Regions from separate parts of the Homo sapiens genome. Here region 1 is linked to region 2. Evidence: read pairs that join two places in POLR2A ChIA-PET (ENCODE). Cell type or tissue: K562. All regions are shown on one strand. Each heading gives the region's core, and the rest is flanking DNA. Links, peaks and the distances in the headings are about the cores only. Region 1 overlaps MAN2B1 (mannosidase alpha class 2B member 1). Region 2 has its middle 50 kb from the start of ZNF44.

What was found. ChIA-PET counts read pairs that join two places held together with the same protein. Peaks named below come from ENCODE experiments on the same cell type or tissue, not always from the same donor. Only the 100,000 strongest peaks of a DNase experiment are listed, where the experiment ranks them.
Region 1: POLR2A ChIA-PET joins it to region 2 with 7 read pairs; 2 of 35 experiments call an interaction of 5 or more read pairs at or near these places.

The regions. Positions count from the first base shown.
Region 1 is chr19:12,654,815-12,660,192 of GRCh38, reverse strand. It overlaps MAN2B1 (mannosidase alpha class 2B member 1), which reads left to right. Exons shown (of 24, transcript NM_000528.4): 8 at 1,683-1,765; 9 at 1,849-1,969; 10 at 2,052-2,130; 11 at 2,638-2,747; 12 at 3,137-3,244; 13 at 3,506-3,622; 14 at 4,314-4,499. Among named protein-coding and RNA genes, the nearest start is that of MAN2B1, 9.2 kb to the left of the region's middle. RefSeq lists a silencer at 2,672-2,872. In K562, for the core only: no CTCF peak of the experiment used is centred there; a DNase peak (open chromatin) is centred at 2,922.
Region 2 is chr19:12,242,656-12,248,033 of GRCh38, reverse strand. It overlaps a transcript of ZNF44 not described here. Among named protein-coding and RNA genes, the nearest start is that of ZNF44, 50 kb to the left of the region's middle. In K562, for the core only: a CTCF peak has its summit at 3,460; no DNase peak of the experiment used is centred there.

The DNA.
Region 1 (5,378 bases), core at 312-5,311, 410 kb before region 2:
ACCTCAATTCCATCTGCAACCTTAATTCCCCTTTTGCCATGTAATCTAATGTGGTAATAGGTTCTGGGGATCAGGACATGGACACTTTTGGGCAGTTATCATTTTACCCAACACAGATGTGTTAGTGTTTTGCACTAAGTGGCCTGTGGCTGTGGCTGTGTGCACAGTCAGTCACTCTCATCAGCACAGAAACTTGTCTCCCCTCTCCCATCTCAGACACCCCTTCCCATCAATCTTGTCCTCACTACGGTGCAATCTCCATTCCCACCTTCCACTCGCTCCCAGCACTGCTATTTCACCAAAACAGCTCTTTTATGTCATTTATTTTTATTTATTTTTTCTTTTTAAAATTTTATTTATTTATTTATTTATTGAGACAAGAGTCTTGCTTTGTCACCCAGGCTGGAGTGCAGTGGCATGATCTTGCCTCATGGCAACCTCTGCCTCCTGGGTTCTAGTGATTCTCCTGCCTCAGCCTCCCAAGTAGCTGGGACTACAGGCATGTGCCACCAACCCTGGCTAATTTTTGTATTTTTAGTAGAGGCAGGGTTTCACTATGTTGGCCAGGCTGGTCTCAAAACTCCTGACCTCAGGTGATCCGTCCGCCTTGGCCTCCCAAAGTGTTGGGATTGTAATCTGAGGTGGGCGGATCACTTGAAGACAGGAGTTGGAGACCAGCCTGGCCAACATGGTGAAACCTTGTCTCTACTAAAAATACTACAAATTAGGTGGGCGTGATGGCACTCATCTGTAAGACCAGCTACTCGGCAGGCTGAGGCAGGAGAATCGCTGGAACCTGGGAGGCGGAGTTTGCAGCCAGCTGAGATCGTGCCACTGCACTCCAGCTTGGGCGACAGAGTCAGACTCAGTCTCAAAAAAAAAAAAAAAAAAAAAAGTTTATTGAGCACCTACTGTGTACATTGGGGGACACAGCTCGTGCAAAACAAACATCCTTTTCCTCACATAGGTCACTTTCTTGTTCCTCCACCTTGCTCAGGTGAAAGTGCACCTCCATTCATTATAAAAATTGTGTCTAGGCCGGGCACGGTGGCTCATGCCTGTAATCCCAGCACTTTGGGAGGCTGAGGCGGGCGGATCATGAGGTCAGGAGATCGAGACCATCCTGGCTAACACGGTGAAACTCCGTCTCTACTAAAAAATGCAAAAAATTAGCCGGGTGTGGTGGCGGGCACCTGTAGTCCCAGGTACTCATGAGGCTGAGGCTGGAGAATGGCGTGAACCCAAGAGGTGGAGCTTGCAGTGAGCTGAGATTGAGCCACTGCACTACAGCCTGGGCAACAAAGTAAGACTCCGTCCCAAAAAAAAAAAGTTGTGTTTTTTGGTAACAATCTGACAGTCCTGCAAAACGATTATTCCTGCCCTATAATGTCACACTTAGTTTTTCCACAAAAGTTTTTAATAATAAAGTTGGAATTATTGTAAAAGTTTAGTAAAATTTCAGGTTTATTCTTGCATCTCTGAAATCCTTTTAAAAAAGGCTAGTGGTCATGTTTGACTTCAGCCAAAATTCATTTTCACACCCAACCATTGGCTTGCACGCCAAATATGTATTTAGAGAAACTGAACCTATGGGATGCATGAATGTGCACACATGTGTGGAAGTGTGGGCCCCCAGGAAGGTGCGGACTCCCGAGGGCTCACTCCGTCGCCTCCCCCAGCAGCAGGCAAAAGGAAGCAGTGTCCATGTTCTCTACTCCACCCCCGCTTGTTACCTCTGGGAGCTGAACAAGGCCAACCTCACCTGGTATTTGGGGAAACTGGGGAGCTTGGGGGGGTTGGCATGCCCCGTGGGTCATGACCCTGCCCTCAATGCCCCTGCCGCTGTAGGTCAGTGAAACATGACGACTTCTTCCCTTACGCGGATGGCCCCCACCAGTTCTGGACCGGTTACTTTTCCAGTCGGCCGGCCCTCAAACGCTACGAGCGCCTCAGCTACAACTTCCTGCAGGTGGGTAGGAGCCGGGCTAGAGGGGGCATGCAGCCCCGAGGCCCGACAGGCTGGGCGCCCCAACATACCCCTCTGCCTCCAGGTGTGCAACCAGCTGGAGGCGCTGGTGGGCCTGGCGGCCAACGTGGGACCCTATGGCTCCGGAGACAGTGCACCCCTCAGTAAGTGTCGGGCCCAAGAGGGGAAGAGGTTTGCGGCTGAAGTTGGAAACCACCCCTAGGCCGCCCCCCTCGAGTTTCTTCTTTTTTTTTTTTTTTTTTTTTTTTTTTGAGACGGAGTCTCGATTTGTCTCCCAGGCTGGAGTGCAGTGGTGCGATCTCGGCTCACTGCAAGCTCCACCTCCCGTGTTCACGCCATTCTCCTGACTCAGCCTCCCGAGTAGCTGGGACTACAGGCGCCCACCACCACGCCCGGCTAATTTTTTGTATTTTTAGTAGAGACGGGGTTTCACCATGTTAGCCAGGATGGTCTCGATCTGACCTCGTGATCCGCCCGCCTCGGTCTCTCAAAGTGCTGGGATTACAGGCGTGAGCCACCGCCCCCAGCCGTCCTCGAGTTCCTTCTTAAAGCCTCTAAGAATCCTGCCCGCCAGCACCGGACCTTTCGCTTCCCCTTGGGGTCTCAGCTGAGTCCCACAGAACCTCACCGGACTCATTGTCTATGAGCAGATGAGGCGATGGCTGTGCTCCAGCATCACGACGCCGTCAGCGGCACCTCCCGCCAGCACGTGGCCAACGACTACGCGCGCCAGCTTGCGGCAGGCTGGGGGCCTTGCGAGGTGCGCGGGGCGAGACTTGGGAGACACGGGGGTGGAGACAGGAAGGGGCGGGGCCAGGGCCTGGGAAAGGGGACAGAGACAGGTGTGAGGCGTAGCCGAGAGCCCTGTGGCGGGGCTACAAGGGCTCGTGGGGGCGGGGCTTGTAGGAGGCGGGGAAAGATACAGGAACGGGGCGGGGCTTTGGAGGGGGGAAGGAGGCGGGGCGTGGGCAAGAGGAGGCGGAGACAGCTATGGGGTATAGTCAAGGGCAGCAGGGTGGGGCTAGAAGGGGTTTTGGGGCGACTCTTGAGGGAGGCGGGACAGAGACCGGAACGGGGCGGGGCCTGAGGAGAGGGGAGGAGTCAGGCCTGGCGTCCTGAACCCACCGGTCCCTTTGCGCTCTTCCGCAGGTTCTTCTGAGCAACGCGCTGGCGCGGCTCAGAGGCTTCAAAGATCACTTCACCTTTTGCCAACAGCTAAACATCAGCATCTGCCCGCTCAGCCAGACGGCGGCGCGCGTGAGCCGGGACGGGAGGGGTGGATCTAGGGCAGATGGGCTTTAGAGGGGGTAGTTGGAAAATGTTTTTGGAGGACTATACAGGAGTGAAATTACGTGGGCTGCGAAGCTGGGTCAGCAGAGAGAACAACGCATCTCGAGGGGGCTTGGCCTTAAGTGCCGTGACCACACTAGGACCAGCCAGGGGTGTTTCTGTGCAAAGTGGGTGGGTTTGGAGAAGGCCTGCTGTGACCCATGCCCTCTCTGACCCCCGCCTCCCCAGTTCCAGGTCATCGTTTATAATCCCCTGGGGCGGAAGGTGAATTGGATGGTACGGCTGCCGGTCAGCGAAGGCGTTTTCGTTGTGAAGGACCCCAATGGCAGGACAGTGCCCAGCGATGTGAGCCCAAACAACGAATATTCCCCCGCTGGGACTCCTCCCCCAGTGGGCATTTCCTCATCGCCCCCATGGATATCGCCTGCTTCCATGAATACCTCCCACTCATGCATATCTCTTCCCCCCTCTTGTATCTTCTCCCTCTGCCCCTTAATATCAGTCTCCCCTTGGGAACATATGCCTCCTGTGAGTGGTCCTCCCTTTTTTTTTTTTTTTTGAGACGGAGTCTCGCTCTGTCACCCAGGCTGGAGTGCAGTGGCGCGATCTTGGCTCACTTCAAACTCCGCCTGCTGGATTATAGGCATGAGCCACCGTGCCTGGCTGGTCCTCCATTTTAATACCCCGCTTCCCCAGGAAAATTTATTGCTGTTTATGGACATCTCCTTCATTCCAGAAAACGTCCTCCCCCAAACCTCTTCCTCCCCCGAGAACCTGCCTCAAGGGTTTCTTCCCCTACTTCCTCCTTCACTCCCCCGACTCCATGGTCTCTCCACCCTCCCGGTGGGTTTTTTTTTCCACCTGGTGAATCTTCTCTGCAATCATTTCCTTGGAATCTGACTGTCCCCCCACCACACACACCTCCATTTCCTTTCCCCATCTCAGGACTCTTTTCCTTCCTTGAGTTTTTTGTCTCCATGCATGTATAGCTTTCCATGGGTACTCTTGACTCAGTTTCCCTCCTCCTTTATCCGAGGTGGTAATATTTCCCAGCTCAGACAGCCAGGCGCACCCTCCGGAGCTGCTGTTCTCAGCCTCACTGCCCGCCCTGGGCTTCAGCACCTATTCAGTAGCCCAGGTGCCTCGCTGGAAGCCCCAGGCCCGCGCACCACAGCCCATCCCCAGAAGATCCTGGTCCCCTGCTTTAACCATCGAAAATGAGGTGAGACCCCATTTCAATCCCCTTTCCTGCTCCTGTGACAAATTTGAAGTGTCATGGTGAGCTGTGTGGACTCTGGGTCAGCAGGTCCCTAGGCTTATGACCTCCTGTCACAACTCCCCTCATTGTGTGTCCTTGAGCAAGTGACCTTTGTCTGAGCCTCAGTGTCCTTTCCTGGGACTGTTATGAGGACCCAGTGTGATCATGGGTGACACTTGACAGACATGTCAGAGTTGGTGGCAGGTGGTGGTTCGCAATTTTGGCAGGGACGTTTCAGGGAAGGTGTTCCCGATAAAGGTGACATTTAAGATATGACCTGAGGGAGGGAGCCGTGTGGCTATTTGAAGGAAGAGAGATCCAGGTGGGGAGAGAATAACAGGCATAAAAGCCTTCGAGCAGGAGAGTGTGCAGAATTCCAGGAGCCACAAGGAGCTCAGTGTGGCTGAAGCAGGGTGAACGGGTGACAGGTCAGACCTTGAGGGCCTTGAGGACCAACAGGAAGACTTTGGCTTTTGCCAGTCATTGTTGCTCATGTGTCTACTCCTAGCTCTTTGGGAGGCTGAAGCGGGAGGATCACTTGAGCCCAGGAGTTGTCCCAGCTAATTGGGAGGCCCAGATGGGAGGTTTGTTTGAGCTGGGGAGTTCGAGGTTGCAGTGAGTAATGATTGTCCCACTGTACTCCATCCTGGCAACAGAGTGAAACCCTGTCTGAAAAGAATAATAATAAAATAGGCCAGGCATCGTGGATTATACCTGTAATTCTAGCACCACGGGAGGCTGAGGTGGGTGGATCTACTGAGCTCAGGAGTTTGAGACCAGCTTGGGCAACATGGTGAAACCCAGTCTCTACAAAAAATTAGCTGGGGGTGGTGGTACACGTCT
Region 2 (5,378 bases), core at 219-5,218:
ACCCTATGAATGTAAAAAATGTGGGAAAGTGTTCGTATATCACAACTCTGCTCAAAGACATGAAAAGACTCATACTGGAGAGAAACCCTACAAATGCAAGGAATGTGGGAAAGCCTTCAGTTACCACTGTACTGCTCAAAAACATGAGAGGAATCACACTGCACAGAAACACTATGAATGTAAACTGTGTGGGAAAACTTACTTGTCTCCTTTAGGTTTTCAAGCACATGAAAGTACTCACACTGGAGATAAACCCTTTGAGTGTAAAAAATGTGGAAAAGCATTTAGATACTACTACTCAGCTCAAAGACATGAAAGGACTCATACTGGAGAGAAACCCTACAAATGTAAGGAATGTGGGAAAGCCTTTTATTGTTGCAGTTCTGCCCGAAGACATGAAAGGATGCACACTGCAAAGAAACAGTATGAATGTAAAAAATGTGGGAAAACATACATTACTCTTGCAGGTTTCCAGATACATGAAAGAACCCACACTGGAGAGAAACCTTATGAATGTAAACAGTGTGGTAAAGCCTTCAGTAGTTCCAGTTATATTCATATACATGAACGAATTCATACTGGAGAGAAACCCTATGAATGTAAAGAATGTGGAAAACCCTTCAGTTTCCTTACAGGCTTTCGAGTGCACATGAGAATGCACACTGGAGAGAAACCTTATAAATGTAAGGATTGTGGCAACGCCTTCATTTGGCGTGCATCCTTACAATACCATGTGAAGAAAGTGCACGCTGAATAGAAACTATAAATGTAAATATCGAAAGTTTTTCAATTTTAACGATTTTCAAAGTTGATATGAAAGTTCATACTGGAGGGTAGTTGCATGAATGTAAGTAATACAGGAAAGCCTGATATAACTTAATTCAGGTAGAATGCTCTAGAAAATTCATGCCATGAAAAAATATTATAAATGTATTTATCAGTGCCACATCCCTTTTTGATTCTTCCTAGTTTTTAATATATTTTTATTTTAAAATATTTTTATATATGTATATATATACGTATATATTTGTAGAGACAGGCAACATTATCTTGCCCAGGCTGGTCGCCAACTCCCCTGACCTCAAGTAATCCTCCCACCTCAGCCCAGCAAAGTGCTGGGATTATAGGTATGAGCCACCACACTGGGCCAGTTTTTTTGTTTTATTTTTTTTTTTGAGATGGGTCTTGCCATGTTGCCCAGGCTGGCCGCGGACTTCTAGGCTCATGAGATCCTCCCACCTCAGCTTCCTGAGCAGCTGGGACTACAGATGTGTGCTGCGTTGCCTGGCTTAGTGCCACATTCTTAAAGTGGATCTCTGCACTCTGGGTTCCTACTTATTTTCATAAATGAACATTGAGGTGAGATTATTCTGTAAATACTCTTTAAGAAATAGTGCAGAAGTATAATTGGTAGTGTTTTTTCCTTAAGTCAGTTAATAAAATTTTTAAATAAAATTCCTTAAGTCAGTTAATAAAATGTTTTAATAGTTCTGGGCCATTGAAAAATGACAGTTTGGTACTGGGAGTTTTCTACTGGCATCCTGTGGCAGGTATTGGCTTTCCCTTATCCATTATATATATATTCCACCTTCCTCAGGAGAAAACCTTTCTTCTTTTTGGTTAGAAGAGCCTTATTTTATTTCCCTTGCTAATGAATAGTGGGCCAAGGTTATACAATATAGTCTTATATACATTATTTCCATATTTTGCTCTTTTTCTTTCTGGCCAAGATATGGATGATAGACTTTGAATTAAGAAGTAAGATCTGTGATAGGACAACACAATCTAGGTTGGAGGTGTGCCTCTTAGATTGTGCTATGTGATTATGGGTAACGTGAACTAAATTTTCTAGAATCTATTCCCTTTTGGATTCCATGCTGGAATTCAGCAGTAGCCTGACATGAAAGTTGGAAGGCAGAACTGAAGAAGGCATTAGTCAGGTTTTGGACCCATCTGCGTGGAGACAGACAGATGCATAGGGACAAATGAGGGCTTGCAGGAAAATCCAAACTGCAAATTATATCTTTGATGTGAAGATGGTGGAGACATCTGTGGAACTCTACCTGTCTGAGAAAACAGAAGTAGACAGTGGTGTTTTAAAGAAACTCTTGATTGTCAGGACAAAGTATCAGGAAAACAGGCAGGAGGCCGGTGTCCACGCAGTCCCCTTGCAGCCTTCTTAAGTTCTGCCTCCCAGCTTTCATGTCATTAGGCTATTGGTGAATTCTAACATGGAAAAAAAAAAGATTCTAGAAAATTTAGTTAACAACATTACCCACATCAACATAATCCACCAGGCAACTAATTAAAACTGTCATGGTTGAGGATATTTTCTGTTGTTCTGACTCCCCTCATCTCTAGATTATATTCAAACAAGATCTAATTTGCATAGTAAACACTTCATTCTGTTAATACTGGTAATAACTGTGTTCCTGATTTCCCTGTGACAGCTACAGTGATACAGTCACATAGAACAACATGGGGGCTTGTTCCTCTGTTGCATTGTGCAGTAACTGCTCTGACACAGTCTATGTGAAAACAAATGTCTTAGGTCAGGCAGATCGTGAGAATTTCCAATTATAGCCAAATGTGATCATGTGCACATTCTCAATTATGTTTGTACATGATAAAAACAATGCATTTTTATCAAACAACTTCTGCAGGTATTTCTTAGAAATATTTTATTAACTCTTTTAAAACAACTTGTATACTAACAACTATTGTATTAATATTTTCCATTACCTGAGAATATATATTAAAATATCCCATTGCAATTATGCATTTTCAGGTCAACTTTGTAATTTTGTCAGGTTATTCATTATACATTCTAAATAATGAGTCAGTATTACCATTTGCATATAAGTCCAAGTACTTTTTTTCTTTAAAAAATGTTAAAGAAAATGTAAAGGAAAAAATTTTTTAAAATTCTTACATGGTCACAATTTTTCTCATGAATCTAATTTCTCATTTAGAATACCACAGGAACAAAGCATGCTTTTGTCTGTGCCATCTTGCCAGAGACCACTAGAATCACACCTATAGTCAAAGAGTGGCATGTAAAGAGTTGTAATAAGGATGAACACAAAGCATCAATGACGGAGGGTTATCCATAAGAGGGTGCTCAAGAGGACTTCTTATAGGATTTGTGTTTCTTTTAGGTGATTTCATTGCCATTCAACAAAGTGAGGTGTTTGTATTGGATGCTGTTAGGTGAACTCAATTCCATCCTTGGAAAATTCTAATAGTTCTTATCTAGGAGGCAGAAAGAATAGAGTGGCACTAACACTAATTCATAAGAAGCACAAGTCATATTAGGAGATTTCTGGTCATTTTTAAAGTTTGGAGTCTGTTTTCTTTTAGGTTATCGGAGACATGGTTACAGAATTTCATTTTGATCCATTATGGTCACCTGGTAGCTTTGTCTGATGGAGGTTTGTTACAGTTTTCAACAGGGTAAGACTTCGCCTTGTGGTGAGTTGGGGAGCAGCTGTCATTGGGAACAGCTTTTGCTTTTCTCATTATTTAAACACTGAAGTATTTCCTGTGGTATAATGGACACTGTTATCTATAAAGTACCTCAGTTAAATTGTTGACCAAAATTAAGTCTGTTGAGGCAGAATAATTTGATAAAGGCTAATCAAAGCCAAATGTGAGGATTGGCCTGGGACGCACCAACAAGTTGTATATGTTTCAAAGTCTATTACAAGTTGGAACACTCATAAGTTTAGGAGGCCAGGTGCCGTGGCTTATGCCTATAATTCCACGTACTTGGGAGGAGTGCCTGAGGCTAGGAATCTGGGACCAACCTGGGCGACATAGGGAGACTTCATGTCTAAAATAAATAAATAAATAAATTATTAGCTGGGCATAGTGGTGCCCAATTGTAGTCCCAGTACTCAGAAGTGTGAGTCAGGAAGATCGTTTGAATCCAGGAGTTCGACACCAACCTGGGTAACATAATGAGACCCCTCTCATCTCAAAAAACTAACAAATTAAGAAAAATAGACTGGTTTCTGCAAGGGGTAAAAACAATAAGAAAAAATAAATTTAAAAACCCTGAGTGGACATTTTTTTCAAAGAAGACATACAAATGGCCGGAAAGCAAATGAAAAGGGACTTAATATCACTAATCATTAGAGAAATTCAAATCAAAACCACAATTACATGTTACCTCATACATGCAAGGATGGGTACTATCAAGAGAGATTAGTGTTAGAGTACAGAGAAAAAGGAAGCTTTGTATACTGTTGGTGGGAATGTACATTGGTACAGCCATTGTGAAAAACAATATGGAGGTTCTGCAAAAAAAAACAAAAACTACCATGTGATCCAACAGTCTCACTCCTGGGTATATGCATATATGACCAAAGGCAGTGATCAGTATTTCAAAGAGATATCTGCCACTCGCATATGTTCATTACAGCATTATTCACAATAGTCAACATATGGAAACAAACTTAGCATCCATTAATGGATGAATAAAGAAAGTGTGATGTATATTTAAACAGAATATTACTCAGCCGTAAAAAGGAAATCCTGACATTTGTCACATGAATAAACCTGGTGGACACTATAAAATAAGGCAGACATAGGCAAATACTTCATGATCCCACTTAATTGTGGAATATTAAAAACTTAAACTCCGAGGCAGAGGGAGGAACGGTGGTTACTAGAGTCCAGAAGGTAGGGAAAATGGAGAAATGTTGGTCAAAGGTTAAAAACCAAGTTGTAAGGTGAACACGTTCTGGAGATTTAATGTACAGCATGGGTGGTCATCAATGTGTTAATTTGACTGTGGTAACCATTACAGAATGTATATATATACATCAAAACATAACTGTACATCATGAACATATACAATCTTTGTGAAGTATTTTAAAATAAAAAAGGAATGTTTACTGAATCTACGCCTGTTGGATCTTTGTATTACTGAGAAGTGTTGAAGTCTTCAGTTAACTGTGAATTTTTCTGTGTCACCTTGCAGTTCTGTGTGTTCTTGCATGACGTATTTTGGCAATTTGTTAAGTGCATGTATTTAAAATTATGTCATTTCTATTGCTGGGTCTTAATTTCTTCCTGAAATATCTGATCTGGTTATTCAATCCAGTGCATATTTTATACCAGGCATTGTTGTTTTCCTTTCTAGTAGCTCAAATTGTGTCTTTAGTTTTTAATTTTTTTTCTTTCAGACAGGGTCTCCCTGTCACCCAGGCTGGAGTTCAGTAGTGTTCTCTTGGCTCACTGAAACTGCTGCCTCCCAAGCAAATGATCCTCCCACCTCAGCCTCCTGAATAGCTGGGACTACAGGTGCACACTACCATGCCCAGGTAATTTTTTAAATCATATTTTTTTTTTTTTTTTTTTTTGGAGAGACAAGG